2 separate regions of the Homo sapiens genome follow, and region 2 is linked to region 1. A link is an interaction called in ENCODE POLR2A ChIA-PET data of the cell type or tissue named here. Cell type or tissue: HepG2. All regions are shown on one strand. Each heading gives the region's core, and the rest is flanking DNA. Links, peaks and the distances in the headings are about the cores only.

Region 1 (14,849 bases), core at 1-8,000:
CCTGAGAGGCTGGTGTGGGGCCTGGGCTGCCAGGAACCTCATTTTCCTGGGGCCTCACCTGAGTGGGGGCCTCATCTACCTAAGGACTCGTTTGCCTGAAGCTTCACCTGCCTGAGGACTCACCTGCCTGGGACGGTCACCTGTTGCAGCTTCACCTGCCTGGGGATTCACCTACCTGGGTCCTCACTTTCCTGGGGCCTCACCTGCTGGAGTCTTCGGTGGCCAGGTATGTCCCTTACCTGGGATTTCACATGCTGGCTTCCAGGAGCGTCCCCTGCGGAAGCCTGGCCTGCTGGGGATGTCTCCTGGGGACTTTGCCTACTGGGGACCTCGGCTGTTGGGGACTTTACCTGCTGGGACCTGCTCCCAGAGACCTTCCACACTGAATCTCACCTGCTAGGAGCCTCACCTGCTGGGGACCTCACCCTGGAGGGCACTGGGCCCTGGGAACTGGCACCCATGGGGCCCCACCCATGAGTGATGGTTCTGGCTGATTTGTTTGTGATGTTGTTAGCCGCCTGTGAGGGGTGCAGAGAGATAATCACCGCACCGTTTCCAGATGTAATACTGCAAAGAAAACCGATGATGAGGCCGGGTGCGGTGGCTCACACCTGTAATCCCAGCACTTTGGGAGGCCGAGGCAGGCGGATCACAAGGTCAGGAGATCGAGACCATCCTGGCCAATATGGTGAAACCCGTCTCTACTAAAAATACAAAAATTTGCCGGGCGTGGTGGTGCATGCCTGTAATCCCAGCTACTTGGGAAGCTGAGGCAGGAGAATCGCTTGAACCAGAGAGTCGGAGGTTGCAGTAAGCCGAGATCGCGCCACTGCACTCCAGCCTGGCGACAGAGCGAGACTCTGTCTCAAAAAAAAAAAAAAAAAAAAAAAAAATTAGCTGGGTGCGGTGGCCGGTGCCTGTAATCCCAGCTACCCAGGTGGCTGAGACACAAGAATCGCTTGAACCCAGGAGGCAGATGTTGTAGGGAGCCATGATCGCACCACTGCACTCCAACCTGGGCGACACAGTGAGACTGTCTCAAGAAAAAAAAAAAAAGGGGGGAGTGTCCCTTTCTGAGTGTGCAATTCTGTGTGGAAGGTGACTGTGTAGGATCATGGGTCCTGCCTGCTGAGCCCTTATGGGTGGTGATCTCTGTGTCTTGTGAGTGTGCTTGTGTGTGTGTGTGAGAGAGACCCTCATCCGGTGTGCCGATGCGCTGATGACAACCGCAGCCCCAGGGAACTGCAGGGGCTTCTCGGTTTATTTATGTTCCAATTCCCTGGTGGGCTGGGCCCGCGCCCTGTGGTTGGGACGCTGGATCTGGGTGGGAGACAGGAAGGCCGAGGTCCGGGAGGCCCCGGAGGGTGGGCAACACTCACACACACATGCACACTGTGGCAGGGGAGCTTCGGGGGGGCGGCAGACCCCTGATGGTCAGCTTTCTCGCTGTGTGTCCTGGGCTGAACAACACTCCTCTCTGAGGCCAGGCCATCTAGGATGGGGAAACTGAGGCTCGGAGTAAGCGTCACTTGGGCTTCCGCAGCGTCTGGGAACTCCGGCCTCTCTGCGGAGGCCGGGCTGAGTCGGCCCAAAGGGTGGAGGAATCCACCACCTTAAACCTCAGAGTCAGAAGACTGCGGGGGTAGGCGGGGACCCCAGCCAGCGGCAGCCCTGAAACTGCTTCCCAAGCAGATCACCCGCCTGGCCGCCAAGCCCTGCTCTCAGGGCTCCCTGGAAGTCCTGCTGATTAGCCGCCTTGAGTGTCTCCAGCTGTAGCTGTGGGTCCCCGGGAGCCAGGGGCTAGGGATGTTCCTTCATGGCTGGGTGATTCTCCCTGGGGGCGGTTTCCGATCTGCGCCCTCCAGCTTTGCGGGGGGTGGGGGGATGCGGGCTGAGCCTGGGAAGGGACACTGTGGTTAGAGGGTGGTCCTAAGGGCAGACGTGTGGGAAGGAGGGGAGGGGGCCCAGCTAAGGAGAAGGGTTGTAGCCTTGGGAACCCCCAGTCTGAGGGGCAGGAGGGGAGGAGTCTCGCCTCGCCGGTGCCTGCTCTGGGCTCGCAGTGCCCGCCCCTTCCCCGCCCCTCAGACCGACCGTGGGACCCGCCGACCCCTCCCGCGCTCTGGCAACCCAACACCCGAGGCCTGCCAAGCATCAAGGTGACACCGTGGGGAAATCTAAACACCGAGCCGGGCTTTTTCCATACTCCGCAGGGGCTCGTCGTAAATCCCCCCCGTGGAGGCCCGGCCAGGGCTTTTATGGGCCGAGGACCCAGGTCTCTGGGGACCCAGCTCTACACCAGCAGGCGCCGGCTTCGGGCTGGATGGGGCTGGCGCCCGCCCCAGGCCTCTCCCCGCCGGGAGGTGGGCAGCGTGCGGGTATTTTTAGTAGCTGGTGGAAGGAGATAGTGGCTTTCAGCTCACCCTGGTGGGCGAAGACCGGCCCGAGGAGGCCGTCGGATAAGGGAGGCCCAGGTCCACCTGGACCTCACTCTCCTCACCCCCAGAGTGGCTCCCCCTTCCTAGAAACCCACATAGCGGGATCAGTGCGGACAGGGAGACGCTGGGGAACTGATTCCACCTGGATCTCAGGCTCCTCACCCACAGTGTCTCCCCCTTTCCCCCTCTCCAGAAGTCCACACAGCAGAGAGGTGCAGTCAGGAACAAGCTGGGGAAACTGGGTCCACCTAGACCTCAGTCTCTTCATCCCAGAAGCGAGAGGTGCAGTCAGCGACAATCTGGGGAAACTGGGCCCACCTAGACTTCAGTGTCTTCATCCCAGAAGCCCGCACCGCGGAGAGGTGCGGAAGGGAACAAGCTGGGGAAACGGGGTCCACCTAGACCTCGGTCTCTTCATCCGAGCGTAGCTTCCCTTTCCCCTCCCCAGAAGCCCACACAGCGAAGAGGTGCGGACCGGAACACGCTCGGGACGGGCAGAGGGACCCGTAGGGAGGCAGGAAGGACGGTCCCTGCCAACATAGCCCCATTCACCCCATTTTCCTTTTTGTCCGCCATAAACTGGACCCACTTTGCATCTACCCTTCCCCCAAAGCAAACAGCATCCTCCCACTACCCTGCAGCTGGGCCCCCCCCACTGGTCCCCGCTTTCCCGGTGGAGACGGCGACGTGGCCCACACGCGAGCCCCTCGCCGAGGATGAATCACCAGCCAGCTCGAGTTGCCACACTTTATCTCAGTACAGTTATCGCGAGAGTCCCGGGGCCGCGCCGGCGTGCTCTACGCACGCGCAGTCTTTCGCGGGGCCGGCCAGTGGTGCCGTCGAGGCGGGGGGAGTGGCCGCCGCGCCGGCCGAGTGAGGTAGGGTCACACGCAGGCGCACTCGCGCGCCGACAGCTCGTGCACCGTGTGGTAGCGGCTGTGCGCGTCCAGGAAGGACACCTCGTCCTCGTAGGCCGTCGGGCGGCAGCAGGGCTGCGCGCGCACCCGCTCCCGCCGCAGGCGCCGCCGCTGGCGCAGTCGTCGCAGCCCGAGGTCGTAGACGCGCGCGGCAGCCTCGCAGGCGCCTGCGCAGTAGCGGAACAGCACCGTCTCGTCGGACGCGTAGCCCAGGCCCAGCTCGCTCACGCGCACCTCCAGCTCGCGCAGCCCGCAAGGCCGCGCCCCCAACCGCGCACGCGCGCGCCGCCGCCGGGGCCCCGCCCGACGGCGCGGACCTGGGGGCCGCCCAGCCCAGGGCGTCAGCTCGCGCAGCTCCATCGCATCCGGGGCCCCCTGCAGGAGTGCACGGTCTGCGAGGGGAGGAAGAGAAAGGAGGGGGGGTCAGTGGGTGCAGGGGGTGGGAGGGAGCCCCCTACCCTCTCTGTACCCCTGCAAACGAAGACCCTTGCTGGGACGCCAGGCCTAGACGGCTTCTCGTCTCACTCCCAGGTCCCAAATTTCCCCACCCTCTTGCTGAGCTGCTCATGCACCCTCTCTGGGCGGCACTGGGGGGCACGTACACACTCACACCCCTACGCTGGTCCAAAACCCCTTTCTGAACCCTGAGCCTATATTGGCTGCCCAGAACCTGGTCCATCCTTTCTGGGCCGCTTTCCAGCCCGTCTCACCTTGAGCTGAGCTGACCGGGGTCTCTAACTCACCTCCTCTGGGCCCCTCTCTCACCCCATTGCTGCTCCATTCTCCTCGTCCTCCATCGCAAATCTATCTGGACCCCGCCCCTATGCTGGGCTGCCCCAGGACACTGGTGCATCCTCTCTGGGCAGCACTGGGGGGCTGCTTCCCATGCCCTATCCCTCTTTAGTGAGGTTGTCATAGGTCTCTAGAGCCCCCTCTTCAGGCCCCGACGTCTGCTCTGAGGCCCCGGGCTTTTCAGACTCCCTCCATCCCCACTGCCCCGCTGTGCAGTGGAGCCTCAGTTTCCCTATCCAAGAAATGAATCGGGGTGTTTGGGTTTCTCAGAATGCAGAGGAGCAGCAGGTACCGCAGCCTACTGCATCCGAAGCCTGTGTGGGGACCCCACTCCATGGAGTGGCAGCAGCTACTGTCAAGGCCACCCCCATGTGACAGGTGACAAAACGGACCATCCCAAGGTCACATCATTAGCAGGTGGCCGAGAGAGAGCGACAGAGGCGGGCTTAAAGGTCATTCTTCCTGCCTTCATCGTTCACCCAAGTTTGGCCCAGGTCCAGCCGCTTTCTCCCACACTCGCCAGGAGGTGCCCAAGTCACCGATTCCCAGGGCCTGGCAGCCTAAATTTATTACCCAAGCGGTGGCTCCACCCCCAAACTCGGAAGCCCCGGGAGAGAACTGCAGACGCTGGAATGACAGGCAGCGCTGCTGGCGGACCTGCAGGCAGGGGACTCCCAGCCCCAGAGCAGGTGGCAGTCACGCTTGTGGTTGGGAGAGGAAATCTTTAGTCCCCACCTGCCCCCCGGGCTGGTGCACCTGGCTGTCAAAAGAATGAGCCTCTGGGTGGCCCTGGGGAAGGAGGGGCTGTCTGTCTCCTGGGGTTTGGTGGGGGAGGAGATGTCTGTTCCCACAGGGGGTCTCAGAAACGAGACAAACCCAGCCTCAGAGCATGACTCTGCCACTTTCGCCACTTGCAACCTCAGGCCTCAGTTTCCCTGTCTGTCCCATGAAGCTTCCATGATCTCTGTCTTGGCCGGGGCTGAGAGGGTGGGAAATCGGTGCGGGGGGTGGGCGATGACTGAGCAACCTAGTCCGTGTTCTTTAAGCCCCGGAGCAGGACTGGAGTGGCCAGGACTGTGCTGGGGGGTTAGGGGGCACACCCAACCCCAGAGGGGTGCATCGAAGCAGACATTTGTGGGCTTGCCCGATACAATACAGGTGCCCGGCTAAATCTGAATTCCATATAAACAATGAATAATCTTTTTTTTTTTTTTGAGACGGAGTCTCGCTCTGTCGCCCAGGCTGGAGTGCAGTGGCGCGATCTCGGCTCACTGCAAGCTCCGCCTCCCGGGTTCACGCCATTCTCCCGCCTCAGCCTCCCGAGTAGCTGGGACTACAGGCGCCCGCCACCACGCCCGGCTAATTTTTTTGTAATTTTAGTAGAGACAGGGTTTCACAGTGTTAGCCAGAATGGTCTCCATCTCCTGACCTCGTGATCCGCCCACCTCGGCCTCCCAAAGTGCTGGGATCACAGGCGTGAGCCACCGCACCTGGCAACAATGAATCATCTTTTAGGATGTCTGTCCCTGCCTCCCTGCAGCGGGGCTGGCTGCTTGCACAGGGGCTAGAACACAAGGTCCCCAGCCTGAAATTCCACCAGGAGCCTAGAACATGGGGACTTGGGGAGTCAGTGGCCACTCGCTTTTTGCAGTAGGGCAGACAGGCACCCGCCCATGGGCCCTGACCCTCCGCAGTGCCTGAAATTCCTCCATTCGTGCTTTGCCCCCCGCACCCCAAGTCCTGGAGCACTGGATTTTGGGGGTCCCGCCCGGGTCTCTGTCCCAGAGTCCTAGGAAGGACTTCACGCCGCTTGCAGAGAGGGAAGTGGTGGGAGGACAGAAGTGGAGCTCGTGCTGGAGGCCACCCTTGTGCATTGTAAGGACAAGAAAAGAGGATTGTGTGGGCTGGCAGGGGCGGGCGCAGACGCGCACATGGGCGTACTCGTGGCCCACACCCAAAGGCGCTGCACACGCACCCTGCCGGCATCCACGCCTCAGATGCCCGCGCAGGCGCACGCATGGACATGTGCGTGGGCACAGGGGTCAGGGCCCACGCACCACCCTCACCCCACAGCACCTGCGGTGGGGCAGGCATTAGGGATTGGTGGGGAGTTGGGCGAGGGTCTTGCCCTCAGGGTGGGCATTTCTGTGTCCCTATAGCAGCACTTTTGCCCGTGTCTGTGCCCCCAGCCCCGTCTCTCCTCTCTCCACCCCTCCTCACCCCTTCGAATCTCTGGGCCTTTCTTCCGGTTTTTAGCTCCTGCTCCATCTCCCGCCTCCCCTTGGTCCCTGTCCCCTGGGGCAGGTCACTGGGACCTCAGATCCAGCCTCTCTCTCCTCCCACCGCCCCCCCTGCTGCGCCGCGGGGGCCAACCAGGCGAATGCCCAGGTCTAATCTCCATCTGGCCCCCACGGGACCTCAGGGCAGAGCCTAATTCCTTGTGACAGCTGAGCCGAAAGACCCCAGTTCCCAGAAGTCACCCTAGCTCCACCAGGCCATTGGGGGAATTTGCAACCTCCCTCCACCCCATCTTTTTTTAGAAAATGTATTTATTATTATAATGTTTTGAGACAGAATCTTGCTCTGTTGCTCAGGCTGGAGTATAGTGGTGCAATCATAGCTCAATGCAGCCTTGAACTCTTGGGCTCAAGTGATCCTCCCACCTCAGCCTCCCAAGTAGCTGGAACTACAGGCGTGCGCCACTACACCTGGCTAATTTCTGAAGTTTTTTGTAGAGATGGCGGTCTCGCTACATTGCCCTGGCTGGTCATGAACTCCTGGGCTCAAGAGATCCTCCTGTCTCAGCCTCCCAAAGTGCTGGGATTATAGGCAGGCGCCACCATGCCTTGCCCTGAATAATCTTTTAGGATGTCTGTCCCTGCCTCCCTGCAAGGGGGCTGGCTGGCCCTATCTTTAAAAAACCTATGACACCCCCCCACCACCTCCCACTCCACTGCCTGAAATTCTACCCCTTACGTTGGGGGTATCTGACCCCACACAGAGGAGGAGCTTACACTGGGCCAGGCGGGCAATCCGGGCGTCCAGGGTTCGAGGCAGGCGGTGCAGGGGGACCAGCGCAGGTCCGAGGCGGTGGCTGAGAAGCAGGCCCTCTCGACACATCCAGATGGACAGCACGGAGCTGCAGAGCACTGAGGCCAAGGCCGCCGCCTTCCAGCGCTGCATCCTCAGCCTGCGGGCACGGGATGGTCAGCCGCACGCCCCGTCTGTCCCTCCAGCAGCCAACGGGCACAGGGCGCTGGGCCAGGACTCAGTGTGGGGCCTTTGACTTTGAACGCCTGCCGAATGGTCGATAATCACATGGGAATGGTCCCTCAAGGAACCATTGAACAAGGAAGGGGTTGGCCTCCGTGCCAGGAGTCACAGGGAACCGCCCCCATCTGGGGGTCCCGGAGTGCCTTCCTGAGGAGCCGATGACAAGGTCCAGACTTGAATAAACGTAGGAGTTGGCCAGGCAGAGGAGAATGGCATCACAGGCAGGGGACACAGCCAGTGCAAAGGCCCCGAGGCCAGACTGAGTGTGGCGTATCCCAGGAACAGCAAGGAGGCCGGAGCGGCTGCAGCTGAGGAGCCAGGGGGAAGAGTGAAAGGAGGAGAGGTCATTCCCGGCAGGTGGCAGTGTGGGACAAAGGCGCGGGGAGGGTGGTGTTTAGGACAGTCTGGAGGCAGGAATCTGGGGCTGACACTGTTCCCTACATGCTGGTGTCCTCCATTGACTCTGCCCCTCTCTGAGCCTGTTTCCCATCCAGATGGATAAGCAGGCCCAGAAGTGGGCAGCAATGGACCAGAGCTGCCCTGGACATGGAGTCCCAGCTCTGGGCTTTTGCACAGATAGGTCCTTGCATGGAGAACACTTCTTCCCTCCCTCCCCACTCCCACTCCCCTTTCTTTCTCTTTTTCTTTTTTTCTTTTGGAGATGGAGTCTCACTCTTGTCCCTCAGGCTGGAGTGCAGTGGCGCAATCTCAGCTCACTGCAACCTCTGCCTCCCGGGTTCAAGCGATTCTCCTGCCTCAGCCCCCCGAGTAGCTGGGATTACAGGCACCTGCCAGCATGACTGGCTAATTTTTGTATTTTTAATAGAGACAGGGTTTCTCCCTGTTAGCTATGCTGGTCTCAAGCTCCTGAACTCAAGTGATCCGCCCACCTTGGCCTCCCAAAGTGCTGGGATTACAGGCATGAGCCACCGCACCCAGCCTCCTCTCTCTCTTTCTCTTTCTTTCTTTCCTTTTTCTTTCTTTCTTCTCTCTTTCTTTTTCTCTTCCTTTCTTTCCTTTCTTTCTTTCTCTCTCTCTCTTTCTTTTTTTTTGAGACAGGGTCTTGCTCTGTCACCCAGGCTGGAGTGCAGTGGTGTGATCACAGCTCACTGCAGCCTCCACCTCCTAGGCTCAAGCGATCCTCCCACCTCAGCCTCCCAAGTAGCTAGGACTGACTACAGGCATGAGCCACCGTGCCTGGCTAATTTTTAATTTTTTTTGTTTTTGTTTTTGTTTAATAGAGAGGGGAATCTCACAACGTTGCCCAGGCTGGTCTCAAACTCCTGGGCTCAAGCTATCCTTCCACTTTGGCCTCCCAAAGAGCTGGGATTACAGGCGTGAGTCACTGTACCTAGCTCTCACTCCCCTTGCAATCTCAGCTTGGAGGGTGCCTCCTCCAGGGAGCCTTCCATGGCTGCCTACCCTATTCACTTCAACCTCTGGCTGGTGCAGGGGCGCTAGTGGGCCCCCAGGAATGCCCTGAGCTTTACCCATTCGGGCACCAGTTACTTGGTGCTGTGAGTGCCTGGTGGCATCCTCCTCACTGCATACAGTCGGTGTTTAATAACTCACGTGTACACGCCCACCACACTCGACGCCGTCTGGGCTCCTCCCGAGCGTCCCGCGGCCCCCAGCCCGAGTTTACATTCCCCCTCCCGGCTGCCTAGTGTGGGGCGGCGTGGAGCCTGGCGGCCGGCCAGGTGTAAACATTTACACCGAGCACTGAAAGCCGGGCTGGATGCGGGTCAGCACCTCCGGGCCTGGGCTCGGCTCATGGGGTTCCCAGGCGCCCCCCAAATGCGTGCACCTTGTACCTCCAGCCTTGCACGCTGCCCTGCACCACCCAGAGATTTATTTGCATGGGATTTGCATTTCATTTGCATGGACCGCGCCTCGTGTCCTGATGTGCAGAAACTCAAACCACCCCTTCCCCACCCCACTCACCCCCATGGACGGCGACGACAGGAGCTACACATATCAGACCTTAAGTAACAGGACACATTTATTAAGCACCAGCTGTGTAACAGGCCTGGTGCTGAGCCCACAAGAGAGGCACTACTATCTCCATTTTACAGCTAGGGAAACCGAGGCACAAAATGGGTAGGGGCTTGTCCAAGGGTTAGAAAAGGACATGGGATTTGAACCCAGGTTCTTTGACACAGCACACACCATATGGGCTGGGCTGGGCTTGGGAGCAGATGCTGTAGTCACCCTGAGAACTCAGCACTATTGGTGGTACTTGAGACTGTTTGGTATTGGTGGTGGTTATTCTTAGTAAGGAATGAGTTCCCCAACGTGAGGGCATCTAAACAAATCCTAGACCAGCCTGGGGATCTGATGAGAGTGAATTTGCAGGGGAAGTCGATTCTCCCCCAGGGCCAGCCCAGCTGGTTCAGTGGCTCAGAGTAGGCGCTCATAGACATTTGCTGAATGATGAATGAATGAATGAATGAACACAAAGAAGCTAGGCTGACGGGTGCAGTGGCTCATGCCTGTAGTAATCCCAGCACTTTGGGAGGCTGAGGAGGGCAGATCACCTGAGGTCAGGTGTTCAAGACCAGTCTGGCCAATATGGTGAAACCCCGTCTCTACTACAAATACAAAAATTAGCCGGGCGTGGTGGCACACCTGTAATCCCAGCTACTCGGGAGGCTGAGGCAGGAGAATCGCTTGAACCCGGGAGGCGGAGGTTGCAGTGAGCTGAGATTGCACCACTGCACTCCAGCCTGGGTGACAGAATGAAACTCTGTCGCAAAAAAAAAAAAAAAAAAAAAAAAAAAAGCTAGGCACTGGGTGGCCCAGATCCTGAATTGGAGGGTCCAGAATTTCATGTCTGAGTGAACGGATGGATGGATGGATTTATTGGGAGGATGAAAAAGAAACCACAGTTGAAGTCTCTGGGCTTAGTATACAATCAGTGCATAATAAAGATGACTGTCCTGAATGGGGCTAGATTCACTGGGGGTGGGCAGGGGGCCCTCCCTGAGGAGGTGATGCATGCACTAAGACCCAAGTGTGAGAAGTCAGCCATAGGAGAATCTGGGGGCAGGTGTTCCAGGCAGAGGCATGGCCTGTGCAAAGGCCCTGGGGCAGACCACACGTGGCGTGTTGGAGGAACAGTGAGGAGGCCCGTGTGTCTGAGCAGAGTGAGGAGGGGAAGAGAGAGGAGAGGAGGTTTGGAAGGGGATGAAGCAGCTCGTGCAGGGCCTCGTGTGGGCCATGGGAAGGACATTTCATTCTTGAGGTTTTGCAGAAGCGGATGGCAGCAGCAGCATTTTGTCAGATGTCAAACCCATCCCCTTTATTCCTTTTTTTTTTTTTTTTTTTTTTTTTTTTTCTTGAGACAGAGTTTCACTCTGTTGCCCAGGCTGGAGTGTGGAGCACAGTGGTGCGATCTCGGCTCACTGTAACCTCCACCTCCTGGGTTCAAGCGATTCTCCTGCCTCAGCCTCCCAAGTAGCTGGGATTAAACGAATGTGCCACCATGTCTAAGTAATTTTTTTTTTTTTTTGAGACGGAGTCTCACTCTGTCGCCCAGGCTGAGTGTAGTGGCGCGATCTCGGCTCACTGCAACCTCCGCCTCCTGGGTTCAAGCGATTCTCCTGCCTCAGCCTCCAGAGTAGCTGGGACTACAGGCGCCCGCCACCACACCCAGCTAATTTTTTGTATTTTTAGTAGAGACAGGGTTTCACCGTGTTAGCCAGGATGGTCTTGATCTCCTCACCTTGTGATATACCCACCTCAGCCTCCAAAAGTGCTGGGATTACAGGCGTGAGCCACCGTGCCCGGCAATTTTTTTTTTTTTTTTTTGAGACGGAGTCTTGCTCTGTCGCCCAGGCTGGAGTGCAGTGGCACAATCTTGGCTCACTGCAACCTCCGCCTCCCAGGTTCACGCCATTCTCCTGCCTCAGCCTCCTGAGTAGCTGGGACTACAGGCGTCTGCCACCACGCCCAGCTAAATTTTTGTATTTTTAGTAGAGACAGGGTTTCACCATGTTAGCCAGGATGGTCTCGATCTCCTGACCTTGTGATCCACCCGCCTCAGCCTCCCAAAGTGCTGGGATTACAGGCGAGAGCCACCGTGCCTGGCCATCATCCCCTTTATTCTTAATGATCACCTACTTTATGTCCAACCCCATTTTACAAACTTAACACAGATATAGTCATTCCAACCTTACAAGCGTCCTAAGAAGCAGGTAATACCCCCACTTTTTTTTTTCTTTCTTGAGACAGGATCTCACTCTGTTGCCCAGGCTGGAGTACAGTGGTGCAATCACAGCGCCCACTGCAGCCTCAACCTACCCAGCTCAGGTGATCCTCCCACCTCAGCCTCCCAAGTAACTGGGACCACAGGCATGCACCACCACACCCAGCCAATTTTTATTTATTTTTTAAAATTTTTATTTATTTTTGAGATGGAATTTTGCTCTTGTTGCCCAGGCTGGAGTGCAATGACATGATCTCGGCTCACTGCAACCTCCACCTCCCAAGTTCAAGCAATTCTCCTGCTTCAGCCTCCCAAGTAGCTGGGACTACAGGCATGTGCCACCACGCCTGGCTAATTTTTTGTATTTTTAGTAGAGATGGGGTTTCACCATGTTGGTCAGGTTAGTCTTGAACTCCTGACCTCAGGTGATCCACCCGCTTTGGCCTCCCCAAGTGCTGGGATTACAGGCGTGAGCCACCACACCTGACCAATTTTTATATTTTTTGTAGAGACGATGTCTCATCATGTTGCCCAGGCTGGTCTTGAACTCCTGGGCTCAAGCGAGCCTCCTGCCTTGGCTTCCCAAAGTGCTGGGATTACAGGCATGAGCCACTGCGCCTGGCTGCAAGTAATACCCTTATCCCCACTGCATGAATGGGAAACAGGTCCAGAGGTGGGAAGTGACTTGTCCAAGGTCATAGAGCCAGCATTTGAATGCTGGTGGTAGGAGGGGGAGACAGGCAGGAAACCTACCCGGGCCCCGGACCTCTCTGGACCCCCTCCACCCTGCTTGCCCACACATTCAAGTCTTGGAGTGGTGTGACTCAGTTTCCCCATTGGATTGGAACAAGTCTTGGGCTGTGGTGGTCTGTTTCTACCAAGGGCCTAGCCCCAGCATGGCCTGGTCACAGGACCCCCTGGAGGCCTTGGAGCTTCAGACTCTCCCCACCTAGAGCTCTGGTGGAGGGCAGGAAATCGGGGGGCCATTGGCGGAGGGGGCCCAGCAGGCAGGGCTGATTAGCAGCCATGAACAATGGGCCTCTCTGTTCTCGGGGGCCACCTAACTGGTTTGTCTCTGGCACGGACGCGACCAGGTGGGGGTGATGTGGGTGTGGCGGAGGGCACGGGGAGGGGGCTGGGTGTGCACAATGCGTGTTCCTGTGTCCCGGAGGCCCTAACCTAGGGAGGCATCTGTACCTGTCCAACTGCATAGAGACACACATTTGTAGGTACAGGAGTGCCCACTGTCATTTGCAATCTAGCTCAGGTTATCATCTGTGCCCTGAGACCCCTCATCCTGGCCACACACACAGGGGTACACAGGTGAACACGCTGCCAGCACCCACAGCTGCCAGAGCCCAGGAGTTCAAGACCAGCCTGGGCAACATAGCGAGATGCCCCATCTCACACAGCACACTGTCAGGCTTACACTTGTGTGCCCACTCACACTCATTCACACCCAGCCATCTCATATCCTCACACTCAGGTTCTTTCATACTCGTATACACACACTCACACACTCACACACTGCCCACACACGATCACACTCACATGCTCAAGCATTCTCACTCGAGCACACTTGCGTGCTCAAACGCTCCCACATTTGGCTGGGTGCAGTGGCTCACACCTGTAATCCCAGCACTTTGGGAGGCTGAGGCGGTTGGATCACCTGAGGTCAGGAGTTCGAGACCAACCTGGCCAACATGGTGAAACCCTGTCTCTACTAAAAATACAAAAATTAGCCGGGTGTGGTGGTGGGCGCCTGTAATCTCAGCTACTCGGGAAGCTGAGGCAGGAGACTCACTTGAACCTGGGAGGTGGAGGTTGCAGTGAGCTGAGATCTCCCCACTGCACTCCAGCCTGAGCGACAGAGCGAGACTCCATCTCAAAAAAGAAAAAAAATTAGCCGGGTGTGGCAGTGTGCGCCTGTAATCCCAGCTACTCGGGAGGCTGAGGCAGGAGAATCGCTTGAACCCGGGAGGCAGAGGTTGCAGTGAGCTGAGATCACACCACTGCACTCCAGCCTTGGTGACAGAGCAAGACTCCGTCTGGAAACGAAACAAAACAAAACACTCCCACATTCACTGTTTTCACATTTCCACACTCAAACAGGGTTACACACACATCCTGGGTTGTCCTCACACTCACACACACTTGGACTTTTTCACACGCATTGAAACACAATCACACATTTGACCATGATGACACTCACACGCCTGCCTGCCTGCCTGCCTGCCTTCTTCTTTTTCTTTCTCTCTCTCTCCCTCCCTTCCTTCCTCTCTTTCCCTCCCTCCCTCCCTCCCTTCCTTCCTTCCTATTTCCTTTCTCTTTCTTTTTCTTCCTCTCTCTCTCCCTCCCTCCCTTCCTTCCTTTCTCTCTCTCTTTCCCTTCCTTCCTTCCTCTCTTTCTCTCTTTCCCTTCCTTCCTTCCTTTCTCTCTTTCTCTCTCTCCCTCTCTCTTTCCCTCCCTCCCTCACTCCTTTCCTCCCTCCTTCCTTCCCTCTCTCTCTCTTTCTTTGATAGAATCTTGCTCTGTTGCCCAGGCTGGAGTGCAGTGGCGCAACCTCGGCTCACTGCAACCTCTGAGTCCTGGGCTCAAGTGATCCTCCTGCCTCAGCCTCCCAAGTAGCTGGGACCACAGGTGTGTGCCACCATGCCTCGCTATATTTTTGTTTTTGTTTTTGTTTTTGTTTTTTGGTAGAAACTGGGTTTCACTGTGTTGCTCAGGCGGTCTCAAACTCTTGGCCTCAAGCAATCCTCCCGCCTCAGCCTCCCAAAGCACTGGGATTCCAGGTGTGATCCACTGCACCCAGCCAGTATTTTCATACTTACACCCAAACATGATCCCATGCATACTCAGATGTTTCCAGGCTCACATATTCTAACACAATCACATCCACACACCAGAACACCACCGCATGAATCCACTAGTGTGTTCTCACACTCACATTTGAATACGTCGTGCTCACATGCTAGGGCGTTTTCACAGTCACACTCAAACATGACCACACTCACACACTTGGACGCTTCCACCTTCATTCAAAACACTCACTGGCTGGGCAAGGTGGCTCATGCCTTTGATCCCAGCACTTTGGGAGGCCAAGGCAGGAGGATTGCTTGAGGCCAGGAGTTTGAGACCAACCTGGGCAATATAGGGAGACCCTGTCTCAGAAAAGAAAAGAAGACAAGACGGGGCACGGTGGCTCACGTCTGTAATCCCAGCACT
Region 2 (14,472 bases), core at 3,891-11,890, 54 kb before region 1:
CCCACTGCCACGCCCGGCTAATTTTTTTGTATTTTTAGTAGAGACCGGGTTTCACCGTGTTAGCCAGGATGGTCTCAATCTCCTGACCTCGTGATCCGCCCGCCTCGGCCTCCCAAAGTGCTGGGATTACAGGCATGAGCCACTGCGCCCGGCCTGTTTTTGTTTTTTTTTTCTGAGATGGAGTTTCACTCTGTCACTCAGGTTGGAGTGCAGTGGGGAGATCTCGGCTCACTGCAACCTCCACCTCCTGGGTTCAAGCAATTCTCTGCCTCAGCCTCCCGAGTAGCTGGGATTACAGGCTCCCGCCACCACATCCGCCTAATTCTTTTGTATTTGTAGTAGAGATGGGGTTTCATCAAGTTGGCCAGGCTGGTCTCAAACTCCTGACCTTAAGTGATCTGCCCGCCTCGGCCTCCCAAAGTGCTGGGAATACAAGTGTGAGCCACCGCACCCGGCTCCCATAAGATTTTATACCATATTTTTATTGTACCTTTTCTGTTTGTGGATGTTTAGAGACAAATATTTGTCATCATGTTACAGTTGCCCACAGTATTCTGTACAGTCACATGCTCTGCAGGTTTATAGCCTGGGAGCAGTAGACAGTACCATGAAGCCTGGTGTGCAGTACGTTCTACCATCTAGGCGTGTGTACGCTGGGATGTTTGTGCATGACAAAATCATCTAATGACGAATTTCTCCAAACATACACCCATCATGAAGCAACTACTGTGTGTGTGTGTGTGTATTTTTTTTTTTTTTTTTTAAGAAAGGGTCTTGGCCGGGCGTGGTGGCTCACGCCTGTAATCCCAGTACTTTGGGAGGCCGAGGTGGGCGGATCACGAGGTCAGGAGATCGAGACCATCCTGGCTAGCATGGAGAAAAACCCTGTCTCTACTAAAAAATACAAAAAAAATTCAGCGGGGTGTGGTGGCGGGCGCCTGTAGTTCCAGCTGCTCGGGAGGCTGAGGCGAGAGAATGGCGTGAACCTGGGAGGCGGAGCTTGCAGTGAGCCGAGATCGCGCCACTGCGCTCCAGCCTGGGCCACAGAGTGAGACTCCATCTCAAAAAAAAAAGAGAAAGAAAAAGAAAGACAGGGTCTTAGCCAGGCGCAGTGGCTGACACCTGTAATCTCAGCACTTTGGGAGGCTGAGATTGGCAGATCACTTGAGGCCAGGAGTTCGAGACCAGCCTGGCCAACATGGCAAAACCCGGTCTCTACTAAAAATGCAAAAATTAGGCGTGGTGGCAGGTGCCTGTAATCCCAGCTACTTGGGAGGCTGAGACATGAGAATCGCTTGAACCTGAGAGGCGGAGGTTGCAGTGAGCCGAGATTGCGTCACTGCACTCCAGCCTGAGTGATAGAGCAAGACTCCATCTCCAAAAAAAAATAAACAAAATAAATAAATAAATAAATGAAAATCAGCTAGGCATCGTGGTGTGAGCCTGTAATACCAGCTACTCAGGAGACTAAGGCAGGAGAAACACTTGAACCCAGGAGGTGGAGGTTGCAGTGAGCTGAGATCGAGCCACTGCACTCCAGCCTGAGTGACAAGAGCAAAACTCCATCTCAAAAAATAAGAAGAAGACAAGGTCTTGCCCTGTTGCCCAGATTGGAGTGCAGTGGTGAGATCATAGCTTACTGCAACCTCAAACTCCTGGGCTCAAACGATTCTTCTGCCTCAGCTTCCAAGAAGCTGGGACTACAGGCATGCACCAACACACCTGGCTAATTTCTAAATTTTTTGTAGAGATGGAGTCTCACTGTGTTGTCCAGGCTGGTCTTGAACTCCCGGCCTCAAGTGACCCTCCTGCTTCAGCCTCCCAAAGTGCTGGGATTACAGGCGGGAGTCACTGTGGCCAGCTGCAGATCTTGCTTAAACCATAGACAGGCACTTCTGGGCCAAACATTTCCCTTGTCCTGACAAAGACCCCTGGGACCAACACTGGCCCACTAGGGTACCCCCAAAAGAGCCAAAAAGGGGGCTGGAGCCAGGCATGGTGGTACACACCTGTAGTCCCAGCTACTTAGGAGGCTAAGGTAGGAGAATCGCTTGAGCCCAGGAGTTCGAGGCTGCAGTAAGCTATGATCCTGCCACCGCACTCCAGCCTGGGTGACAGAGCGAGACCCTGTCTCTAAAAAAAGAGAGGCCCAGAGCCCTGAATGCCTTGGGGGTGCCACATCCCTGTACCCACAGGGTCCCCAGCAGAGCACAGAGGGAGGAAGAGGGAGTAGACAGGGGTAGAGATCTTAGGAAAGAGGACGTGACTCTCTCCTGGCTGTGTTCTGGTAGGAGGCCCCAGCCTTAAAGCCTAAAGCCGGGTTAGTCATTACTTCAGGGCTCCAGAAGTCAGGGCGGGACTTGCCCCCCCTTATCCTATCTGGCTTGGCGTCCAAGGCTAGGACCCAGTGGAGCCATAGTTCCCTGGTCCCACATCATCTCAGGCATCCCCTGTGTCCACAAGGGCCACACAGCCAGCGAGCCATTTGGCCTATGGGGAAACTGAGGCATAGGGAAGCTCGGGCCTTCCTCCCTGTGTATCTCTTTTCTAGCCAGCCTCCCTCCACTTGCTGTGGTCCTCCTCAGAGCGTGGGCGCTCAGAGGGGCCTGGTTTGGCCCCCAGCCCCACCATTGGCGCACACAGGTCCTTCCTCTGAGCCAGCCAAGCCTCCCCTCGGGCTTCCTGGAAAGCTGGGTGGTCGGGCCGAGCTGCAAGGGGCTCCGGCAGGCCTGGCCCTGTCCCTGGCCCCAGCCCAGCCCACATCTCACCTTCCAGGGGTCCCCACTGGTCTGAACCCTCGCTGAACCAGAGTAGGAAAGGTGTGAGCCAGGACAAGAGCAGGGCTCTGGGGGGCCTCGTTGGGGGGCCTGGTGGGGGATTCAGCCCAAACTGAGGGGCAGCAGGCAGAGCGATGGCCTGGCCTGAAATCTAGAGCCACCACCCCTGCCACCCCAGCCTTTTCAAACCCATCCAAAGTCTTCTATTTTGTCCATTTTTTTTTTCTCAGCACTTTTTTTTTTTTGAGACGGAGTCTCGCTCTGTCGCCCAGGCTGGAGTGCAGTGGCGCCATCTCGGCTCACTGCAAGCTTTGCCTCCCGGGTTCACGCCATTCTCCTGCTTCAGCCTCCCGAGTAGGTGGGACTACAGGCGCCCGCACCAAGCCCGGCCAATTTTTTTGTATTTTTAGTAGAGACGGGGTTTCACTGTGTTAGCCAGGATGGTCTTGATCTCCTGACCTCATGATCCTCCGGCCTCGGCCTCCCAAAGTGCTGGGATTACAGGCATGAGCCACCGCGCCCGGCCTTTCTCAGTATGCTTTCTAAAATGCATTTTACAGTTTATCCTCCTTCTTTTAGAGGTAAGACAGACGCATGCCATAGAATTCAAAAGATTCTAGAGGGTGTTTAGAATAAATACCAGCCACTCCCCAAGCCCCACGCCATCCCCAGAGGCCATTAGTCGGTTTCTTGTTTCTCCTTCCAGCCATGTTCCACGCCAAAACAAGCATGTCTGTATATTTTCTTTTCCCCACGGAAACAACATCACACTCCCCGTACTTTCTTGCAGCTCAGCGTAGTTGACTCCTAACAATGCATCTCGGATCTTTTCTTCGAGTGCAGAACTTCCCCCTCTTTTGTAAGGACAGTGTAATATTCCATCTTGAGGCTGGACCATTGTTCTGGTGAAAGCACATGTCCTGGCCTCCAGTCTTCTGCTACTATACACCGGGCAGCAATGAAGAAATTTTTTTTTTTTTTTTTGAGACGGAGTCTCACTCTGTCACCCAGGCTGGAGTGCAGTGGCACAATCTTGGCTCACTGCAAGCTCCGCCTTCCCTGTTCACACCATCGTCCTGCCTCAGCCTCCCGAGTAGCTGGGACTACAGGTGCCTCCACCACGCCCAGCTAATTTTTTGTATTTTTAGTAGAGACGGGGTTTCACCGTGTTAGCCAGGATGGTCTCGATCTCCTGACCTTGTGATCCGCCTGCCTCGGCCTCCCAAAGTGCTGGGATTACAGGCATGAGCCACCGAGCCCAGCCAAGAAATTGTAATAAATGTCATTTTTGGCTGGATGTGGTGGCTCACGCCTGTAATCCCAGCACTTTGGGAGGCCAAGGTGGGCAGATCACCTGAGCTCAGGAGTTTGAGACCAACCTGGCCAATGTGGTGAAACCCCATCTCTACTAAAAATACAAAAAATTAGCCGGGCATGGTGGCGCATGCCTGTAATCCCAGCTACTTGGGAGGCTGAAACAGAAGAATCACTTGAACCTGGGAGGTGGAGGTTGCAGTGAGCTGAGATCAGGCCATTGCACTCCAGCCTGGGCGACAGAGCAAAACTCCATCTAAAAAAAAAAAAAAAGTTCATAGTTGACATGAGGGTTCACTCTTGGTGTTGTATGCATATGTTCTGTGGGTTTGGATGAATGTGTAATGACATATGTCTACCATTTAACAGTATCATGCAGAGTAGTTTCACTACCCTAAAAATCCACTGTGCTCTGCCTGTTCGTCCCTTCCTCCCCCAGCCCCTGACAGCCACTGACCTTTTCACCGTCTCCATAGTTTTCCTCTTTCGGGAATATTCTGTAGCTAGAATCATACAGTGTGTCACCTTTTCAAATGGGCTTCTTTCACTCAGTAATATGCATTGAAGGGCTGGGCGTGTTGGCTCACGCCTGTAATCCCAGCACCTTGGCAGGCGGAGGGAGGCCTGAAGTCAGGAGTTTGAGACCAGCCTGGCCAAGATGATAAAACCCCATCTCTACTAAATATACAAAAATTAGCCAGGTGTGGTGGCCAGCGCCTGTTATCTCAGCTACTCAGGAGGTTGAGGCAGGAGAATCGCTTGAACCCAGGGAGTGGGGGAGAGTTTGCAGTGAGCCAAGATTGTGCCACTGCACTCCAGCCTGGGCAACAAGAGCGAAACTCCGTCTCAAAAAAAAAATGCATTTAAGGTTCCTCTGTGTCTTTTCATGGCTTGACAGCTCATTTCTTTTTAGCACTGAATTTTATATTTTATATAGATATAGATATAGATATATAGATATAGATATAGATGGAGTCTTCCTCTTTCACCCAGGCTGGAGTGCAGTGGCGCGATCTCAGCTCACTGCAATGTCTGCTTGGGTTCAAGAGATTCTCCTGCCTCCTGAATAGCTGGGACTACAGGTTCGTGCCGCCACGCCCAGCTAATTTTTGTATTTTTAGTAGAGACAGGGTTTCCCCATGTTGACCAGGCTGGTCTCGAACTCCTGACCTTAGGTAATCTGCCCGCCCCTGCCTCCCAAAGTGCTAGGATTACAGCCGTGAGCCACCGTGCCCAGCCTGAATAAAATTTTGTCATCTGAGCACACCACAGTGTTCTTACCCATTCTCCTGCTGAAGGACATCTTGGCTGCTTCCCAATCTTGGCAACTGTGAATAATGCTGCTGTAAACATCTGTGTGCAGGTTTTTGTGTGGATGTTAGGTTTTCAGCTCCTTTGGGTAAATACCTAGGAGTACCATTTCTAGGTCTCATCCTAAGAGTATGTTTAGTTTTATAAGAAACTGCCAAACTGTTCCAAAGCGGCTGTACCATTCTGCATTCTCACCGGCAATGAATGACACTCCCTGTTGCTCCCTGTCCTCAGGGGTTCGGGGCATTTGGGGTTGCTGTTGGCAGGGCTTTGGATTTGGCCATTCTAATAGGGGTGTAGGGACATTTTTTTTCTTTTTTTTTTTTTCTTTTTTGAGACAGAGTTTCATTCTTGTCGCCCAGGCTGGAGTGCAATGGTGCGATCTCAGCTCACCGCAACCTCTGCCTCCTGGGTTCAAGCGATTCTCCTGCCTCAGACTCGTGAGTAGCTGGGATTACAGGCATGCGCCACCATGCCTGGCTAATTTTGTATTTTTTAGTAGAGATGGTGTTTCTCCATGTTGGTCAGGCTGGTCTCAAACTCCCGACCTCAGGTGATCTGCCCGTCTCAGCTTCCCAAAGTGCTGGGATTACAGGCGTGAGCCATCATACCTGGCCGTTTCTTTTTTTCTTTTTTTTTCTTTTTTTTTCTTTTTTGAGGCAGAATCTCACTCTGTTGACCAGGCCGGAGTGCAATGGCGTGATCTCGGCTCACTGCAACCTCCACCTCCTGAGTAGCTGGGACTACAGGTGTGTGCCATCACACCCAGTTAATTTTTGTATTTTTAGTAGAGATGGGGTTTTTCCAGTTTGGCCAGGATGGTCTCGATCTCTTGACCTCGTGATCTGCCCGCCTTGGCCTCCCAAAGTGCTGGGATTACAGATGTTAGTCACCGCACCCAGCCTTGTCTGTTTGTTTGTTTTTTAAGAGACAGGATCCCCCTTTGTCATCCAGGCTAGAGTGCCCAAGAGAGAGGAACAACATGTGTGATAGCTCAGAGGAGAGACAGAAAGGGGAGTGGCTAAGAGCATGGAAGAGTACGAGGTTCTAGATCCTTCTCTGGGTGTCAGTTTCCACTCCTTAGCCGTGAGCCACTCTCTTGAGCAAGTCTGGCAGATGGGAAGCTGGAAGGTCAAGGCTGGGGCATCCATCCTACCCCTGCCTGGATATGGGGAGGCAGGAGTGCCAGAGCAGCCCCCTCTGCGTCTGGGGGGCCCAGCAGGACCCCGTCCAGGTGGAGATTGGGAAGGGTGAAGGCATCCAGAGGTGCTTCCCTGGACTCCTGCCTCGACAGGAAAGGAAATGGCAGGGTGGGGGTGGCAGAAGTCTGTTTCCCGCCCCTGCCCCAAATTGGATGCTTCCTGCCCCAGGCCAGCTCCTTGGTGGGCCGGGACCCCTTTCCCACCCATTACTGCCTCTCTAATGGGGGCCTCACCCCCATTAGTGAGGCCGCCCACTGCAAGCCTGGGAGTCCCAGGTGTTCCCAGCCCACACTCCCCCTGCCGAGTGACCGTTAAAGATGAATAATGAGCCTGGCAGGAGGGACCTGGGAGGTGGTGATGAGGGGCTGGCCCAGCGGGTGAGGGCCAGGGAGGCCCCGAAGCCTCCTCCATCTGGCTGGTCCCGGAGGCACCTGGGAAGCCCATTAGGAAGGCGTCGCGTCCTGGAAGCCACCTGAGCGCCTGGTGTGGCTCTGATTTCACCTCCTTAATGCCTGCCTTTGCTCTTAGCACCTGCCCGCTACAGGGACTGCCCCCCACCCCCACCCAGCTGAAGTCATCAGAGTTAGCAAATAAAAATCCAAGACATCCAGTTAAGTTTGGATTTCAGATAGATCATGAATCACGGCTTGGCGTAAGTATATCCCATGCAATTCTTGGGATATACTTACAGCATCATTCATTCCTTTTTTTTTTTTTTTTTTTTGAGATGGAGTTTTGTTCTGTTGCCCATGCTGGAGTCCGGTGGCGCGATCCTGGCTCACTGCAACCTCCACCTCCCAGGTTCAAGCGATTCTCATGCCTCAGCCTCCCAAAGTGCTGGGATTATAGGCATGAGCAACTGCACTGGTCTGGAGTGGATCTTTTTTTTAATTTTTTTTTTTAATTTTTTTGAGACAGAGTCTCGCTCTGTCGCCCAGGCTGGAGTGCAGAGGCACAATCTCAGCTCACTGCAACCTCTGCCTCCCGGGTTCAAGTGATTCTTCTACCTCAGCCTCCTGAGTAGCTGGGATTACAGATGCACGTCACCACGCCCAGCTAATTTTTGTGGAGTGGATGTATTTTAATATCTCACCATCTGCACGAGGTTTCCACAGCCCACCAGCCCTGTCCCCGCCCCCTCCTTGACCCTTCCCTGGCTCAATGAGGGTGTTTTAGGTCCCCAGCAGGTCACTGGCACAGCAGGCATCTCTTGGAATTTGCACAAAAAGACCCAAAGTTACTGTAACTCTGGAAACCTCTGGAGAGGTCCCTAGGGGAGAGTGAATGAGGGGCCGCATGCCCGCCTCCGCCAAGGACTCATCGCTCAGGGTCTCTTTCATCTCCCCTGGCTTTCAGGGAGACCTCCAGGTGAGAACACACTCCCTGAATCCCAGGTTCGAGTCCTGACTCTGCTGCTTTTGAGTTTTGTGGCTATCAGCCTCCCTTTTTCTCGGTGCCTTGGTTTCCTCACCTGCAAAATGGGGATAAATCACAATGCCATTACTGATAGCAGCTGTCGGGGTTGTTGAGAGGACCACGTGCATTGATTTCTTCAAGGAGCTTTGTCCGGCATACAGCGCTCACTTAAGTGATGGCCGGGGCCCCAGCCTCCCTCCTGGCCCAGGGGGAGGGGCTGAGCGGGAAGTGGAGGTTAATTTTAGCCCTGATGACACCCGCTGGCCGCCTGCCTTGTCCAAACATCCCCAGCCAGGCGTGAGGTTCAAAGTGTCCCCCCACCCCCAGCCTCTGACATCCAAGGAGCCTGTTTATTCATTCTCGTCTGCGGCAGCATTCTTTGCCTGCCTGTGCCTGCCACCCGGCCTCCTCCATCTCCAGCCCTGCGAGGTCCTGCCCTGTGTCACTGGGGGTGAGGACTACCTCACCTGCAGATTCCCCTGAGGCAGGCTGTAATCTCTGGGGTGGTCGGTGGGGGGTGGGGAAGGGGCAGGGGGAGGGTCACTCCTGCCCCAGAGTCCAAAGATCTTCAGTCTTCGTTTATAATTCTCCAAGTGGGAGTTCAAGCTTCCATCACAGACAAGGACATTTATTCAGCACCTGTTTACTGAGTGCCTACTGGGTGCCAGGTCATACTGGGGACCCAAGCCCTGCCCCATGAGCCGCCCAATCTGGGGAAGACACTGACAAACCAAGAAATAAACAAGATCTTTTTTTTTTTTGAGACGGAATTTCACTCTTGTTGCCCAGGCTGGAGTGCAATGGCACAATCTCGGCTCACCACAACCTCCACCTCCCGGGTTCAAGTGATTCTCCTGCCTCAGTCTCCTGAGTAGCTGGGATTACAGGCGTGCACCACCACGCCCGGCTAATTTTGTATTTTTAGTAGAGAGAGGGTTTCTCCATGTTGCGGGGAGTGTATGGAGACGCCACCTTGGGAAGAGATGCGCCAGAATTTGCAGTCCTCTCCCTCCCTGTTGGAGTACCCTGGAGGATAGAAATTTTTCCCTACCCGGAGTCTCAGAATGTTCCAAAGACCTCAACTGGTCTCAAACTCCCAACTTCAGGAAGTCCCCCCACCTTGACCTCCCAAAGTGCTGGGATTATAGGCCTGAGCCACCGCGCCTCACCAATTTTTTTTTTTTTTTTTTTTTTGAGACGGAGTCTCTTGCCCAGGCTGTAGTGCAGTGGCGCGATCTCAGCTCACTGCAACCTCCGCCTCCCAGGTTCGTGCAATTCTTGAGCCTCAGCCTCCCAAGTAGCTGGGATTACAGGCGCTCACCATCCCGCCCAGCTAATTTTTCTATTTTGAGTAGAGACAGGGTTTCACTGTGTTGGCCAGACTGGTCTCGAACTCCTTACCTCGTGATCCACCCACCTCAGCCTCCCAAAGTGCTGGGATTACAGGCGTGAGCCCCTGTGCCTGGCCTATTTATTTTCGCTTATTTATTTATTTATTGAGTGAGTGAGTGAGACAGAGTTTTGCTCCGTCGCCCAGACTGGAGAGCAGTGGCGTGATCTCATCTTACTGCAACCTCCACCTCCAACCTCCACCTCCTGGGTTCAGGTGATTCTCCTGCCTCATCCTCATGAGTAGCTGGGATTACAGGCACCCACCACCATGCCCAGCTCATTTTTTGTAAGGCTCTGCCCTTGTTCTGAAGTCAAATCTCAACACTGTCTCCCTCTGGGAGGGGGAGTGACCAGAGGCTACAGCTGGGCTGAGGGACTGAGTGGCTGCAGGTGGATACCAAATATAAATTGAGGTCTTTGGAACATTCTCAGAGTCTGGGTAGGGGAAAATTTCTACTCTTCAGAGAACGCCAACAGGGACAGAGTGGACCGTAACTCCTGGTGCATCTTCCCAAGGTGAGTGGCATCTCCATACACTCCCTGCAGGGCTGGCCCAGGTGCCCAGGTCGCTGGCTCTACTGGCTGTAATTTTTGCCGATGGAGAGACAGGTGCTTAGAAACCTTGAAAACATCGCCTGAAAACAAACCAAGAAAATTATGCTTTTTGGCCCGGTGCGGTGGCTCACTGCTGTAATCCTAGCACTTTGGGAGGCCAAGACAGACTGATCACGAGGTCAGGAGATTGAGACCATCCTGGCTAACACGGTGAAACCCCATCTCTACTAAAAATACAAAAAATTAGCTAGGCGTCGTGGCGCGTGCCTGTAATTCCAGCTACTCGGGAGGCTGAGACAGGAGAATCACTTGAACCCAGGAGGCGGAGGTTGCAGTGGGCTGAGATTGTGCCACTGCACTCCAGCCTGGGCAGGCGACAGAGGGAGACTCCGTCTGGAAAAAAAAAAAAAAAGGAAAGAAAATTATACTTTTCACCTCCAGGTTCCAACAGACCACCTCCTAACCGTTTTCGTTCTCGGAAATACCTTCATTGGGCCGGGTGTGGTGGCTCACGCCTGTAATCTCAGCACTTTGGGATGCCGAGGCGGGCAGATCACTTGAGGTCCGGAGTTCGAGAACAGCCTGGCCAACATAGTGAAACACCATCTCTACTTAAAATACAAAATTTAGCTGGGCGTGGTGGCGGGCATCTGTAATCCCAGCTACTCGGGAGGCTGAGGCATGAGAATTGCTTGAACTCGGTAGTGGGAGGTTGCAGTGAGTCGAGATCGCACCACAGCACTCCAGCCTGGGCGATGGAGCAAGACTCAGTCTCAGAAAGAAAGAAAGAAAGAAAATACCTCCATTAGCTTTTCTGATTCTAAAATTGCCACTCGCACACTTCACAAAACCTTTCCAGAATGAGAGAAAGGCCTCTTTGTTCCCCGGCCCCATGTATTCCCTGGAATTTTCTCTCCCCGGGCAGGGAGGTAAATGCTATTGTTATTTTTTCACACACAAGGTTTTGCAATGGGCTTTATTTCCACTCCACAATAGATGGCCCCACAGCTTTTATTTCTAGAAATTGGAAAATGAAGCGTGTCCAGCCCCCGCCTCTTCACCCACCACAGGCTGAAATTTAAGCTGCATGAACCCAGCTGGGCCTGGGTACCAGGGGTGGGCAGACCTCAGCGTGTTGGTGCCAGGGGACCCGGGGGTGAGGCCAGGGTCAGGTTTCTAGGGGGTGCCAGGTTTCTGTCACCGTCACCTGGGGCTTCCCGCACTCCCTGTCTGTTTAGTGGCCCCAGCACCATGTAGATGAGCAGGGAGAGGCTGAGTTCTTACAAGTATTACAGGAGGGGAAACCGAGGCCCGCAGAGGGCCAGGGACCCAGGCCAAACATTCCAGCCTGTAGAGGGGGTACGCAGAGACCCTGTGGGGCGGTGGGAGGATCAGCGTGACCTTCCAGGTCACCTCAACCTCCTGAAGAAGGTGCCGGCAGTGGCTCCACTCTACAGAGGAGGTGGCTGACGCCCAGAGAAGTTGAGGAACTCATCCAAGGCCACACAGCTGCCAGAGGTGAAAGTCGGTTTTCTGAAGATCTCAGGGTCAAGAACTCCAAAGTCAGGCAAGTCCCCCATAGAGCCCTGCTCCACCACTTAGGGGCTGCAGGTGGCTTCTGACTGTAAGTGAGGATATCTGGAACATTCTAGTGTTGGGGGAAATTGCTGCTCTCTGGAGAATGCCATGGGGGACCTGGTGGTGCAGGGTGGTGGTGACTCCCAGGTGCTATCTAAGCCTCGGTTTCCCCATCTGTACAGTGGACATGCAGAGGTGCCTGTGATGGCTCCCCCAGGCCCAGGTAGAAGGGTGGAGGGGCATAGGGTGGGGAAGGTGTGGGGGGCCTGAAGAGTCTCTGCTAAGCCCCCTGGTGACTCCGGGCCTGAGCCAGCCTTGCTGGGCCCATCACTCACCTGCCACACACACCACCCACCTGGGCCCCTCTCCCCACCACCTGGCTGCAAGCCAGGGGTCCTGGGAGGGGGATGGGGCCCTCGGCAGGCCAGGCCAGGGCTTCCTAACAGGCTGGGGCAGGCCCAGTCCCCAGGGGGTAAGAGGTGTGGGGACAGGCTGCTCTGTCCCCTGATGCCCCTGGAGCCCCCGTGGTCTCCGCCTCTCCCTGAGCTGATGTCAGAGTGAACAGCTCCCTTTCCCAACTTCTCTTTCTCTCCCTCTGGAATTTCCTCTGAGGCTTAGAGGGACATGGAAACCCTCCTTGGGTTCCACAAGGGCAGAAGACCAGCCACCTGGCCAACATTGGGGGACCCTGGCCTGCCCCCTCTGGAACACCAGCACTGCCCTCAACCCCCCATTGTCTCCCCATGTGCCCCAGATCTCACATGTGGTTCATGGTGCACCCAGCCCAGCCTATGGGGCCTTCTCCCTCCTCCTGAGCGGCAGCTGCCCTTGGCTCCCAGCCCTTAGGCCCCAAGGGGAGAGAAATTTCCAGCAGGCTGACAGCTTTATCACCCACCCAGCCCAGGCTGAGGGAGGAGCTGGGGTGTCCAATGAAGACCAGGACCCCAACGAGGGGCACAGATGGCCTCACCGCACCCCCCAAGCAAGTCTCAGCTCATCTGAGCCAGAGGGAAGAGATCCTCGCGGCCTGAGCCTAGAATCAGGGGCACGGGTGGTTGGAGGAGCCAGTAGAAAGGATGATCTGGCTGGGAGGGCAAGAGAGCCCCTATCTGGGGAGGCTCCCTGGAGGAGCTGTTTTCACCGAGCCCTGAAGGATGACTGGGAATTAAGCAGGAGGCAGGGGGCAGAGAGTACAGCTGTCCAACTGAAGACAGCCTGGTGCGATTGAGACTCCCAGTGACTTGAGTAGTGAGCGCCCTCTCTCAGGACCTGTCTTCACATCCACAGGACAGCTGTGTGGGATGGAAGCGTTGCCGGTCCAGGCTTGGCTGGGGCTCCAGGACAAAGTCACACCAAGACTGAGAGCCCCATGAGTTATGTTTTTTTGGGTTTTTTTCTTTTTGTGATGGAGTCTCACTCTGTCACCCAGGCTGGAGTGCAGTGACCCAATCTTAGCTCACTGCAAACCTCTGCCTCCCGGGTTCAAGTGATTCTCCCGCCTCAGCTTCCAGAGTAGCTGGGATTACAGGTGTGCACCACCACACCCGGCTAATTTTTGTATTTTTAGCAGAGACGAGGTTTCACCATGTTGGCCAGGCTGGTCTCAAACTCCTGACCTCAGGTGATCTGCTCACCTCGGCCTCCCAAAGTGCTGGAATTATGAGTGTGAGCCACTATACCCAACTTCTATGAGTTATGTTTTAATCAGTCACAGACAATGCCCCCAGCGAGGACATGAACAGAGAACAGACTCAGGTCATCCCTTCTGGAAATGGCTTGCCTGGGAGACCGCAGTCCCTGGCCCAGCCCTGGCCAGTCGATCCTCCCCACTGGCCTGGGCCTGGCTGGGAACTGAGACGGTGAAAGTCTGGGGCAGCATGAAACGGCCTCCTGGAAATTATTTCTAGAACAGGGAAGTCGTGATACCTGAAGGTGAAATGTGGGCTCTGTCACCTCTGTACCCAGCTTGGGAGTGACAGAGTTTAAGGACATCCTCTGTCAAAGACATCCTTCCACATCCTTTCTCTTCTGCATTCCAGGAAACTTACCTGGCTCCTTGGACTTCTACACTGCCCTGCAGGAGTGGGCGGGGAAAGGGAGTGGCTTTGAGGCACACAGAAGGGCTTGGTGAGGCCACCAGAGTGGGGCCTGTGCCTAGTGTGTCAGAAGAGAGCATCTCAGGACGGGTGTGGGGGCTCCCGCCTGTAATCCCAGCACTTTGGGAGGCTGAGGTGGGCTGATCACTTGAGGTCAGGAGTTCGAGACCAGCCTGGCCAACATGGTGAATCCCCATCTCTAGTAAAAATACAAAAATTAGGTGGGCATGGTGGCGGGTACTTGTAATCCCTGCTCCTGAGGCTGAGACAGGTGAATCTCTTGAACCCAGGAGGCAGAGGCTACAGTGAGCCAAGATCATGCCACTGCACGCCAACCTGCACTCCAGCCTGGGCAACAGAGCAAGGCTATCTCAAAAAAGAAAAGAGAGCATCTCAAACCACACATCAACATGGTAACCCCTCTGCTTGAAGCCTCCAATGGCTCCCTATTGCCCTGGTGCTGAACACCCCATGGCTGACCGTGGCCTGGCCTCTGCGACAGCTCTGCCTCTTCTCCCATGGTGAAGACCCAGCCTGCTGAGACTCCCCCCAGTTCCTCCAACGTGCCTGGACCTCTGCTCCCTCGGGGCCTTTGCATAGGTTGTTCCCTCTACCCAGAATGCTTTTCCCTCCCCGTTTTGTTTAGAAGGCCACAGTTTTAATTGTTAGTTCCCTTATAAGGCTCGCGTATTGTCGGTGACTCACCCTCCAGCTCCTTGCAGGAGTGCTTGGCCTGGCACTTAGTAAGTGCTTAGGAAATATTTGTGGTTCTGTGTTTTTTTTGTGAGACAGAGTCTTGCTCTGTTGCCCAGGCTGGAGTGCAGTGGCTTG

What was found. Peaks named below come from ENCODE experiments on the same cell type or tissue, not always from the same donor. Only the 100,000 strongest peaks of a DNase experiment are listed, where the experiment ranks them.
Region 2: POLR2A ChIA-PET joins it to region 1 with 37 read pairs; 16 of 35 experiments call an interaction of 5 or more read pairs at or near these places.

Annotation. Positions count from the first base shown.
Region 1 is chr19:5,816,644-5,831,492 of GRCh38, reverse strand. NRTN (neurturin) reads right to left here. Exons shown (of 3, transcript NM_004558.5): 2 at 7,159-7,725; 3 at 3,169-3,744. The coding sequence starts at 7,327. The coding sequence ends at 3,320. FUT6 (fucosyltransferase 6) reads left to right here. Exons shown (of 3, transcript NM_000150.4): 3 at 1-1,085. The coding sequence ends at 5. Among named protein-coding and RNA genes, the nearest start is that of FUT6, 16 kb to the left of the region's middle. RefSeq lists silencers at 2,383-2,432, 3,133-3,462, 3,633-3,702, 4,501-4,795 and an enhancer at 3,070-3,758. In HepG2, for the core only: CTCF peaks have their summits at 4,674 and 7,778 (motif pointing right); DNase peaks (open chromatin) are centred at 3,282, 4,632 and 7,795; H3K4me3 peaks cover 1,445 bases.
Region 2 is chr19:5,874,600-5,889,071 of GRCh38, reverse strand. No RefSeq gene overlaps it. Among named protein-coding and RNA genes, the nearest start is that of FUT5, 11 kb to the right of the region's middle. In HepG2, for the core only: no CTCF peak of the experiment used is centred there; DNase peaks (open chromatin) are centred at 8,341 and 10,881.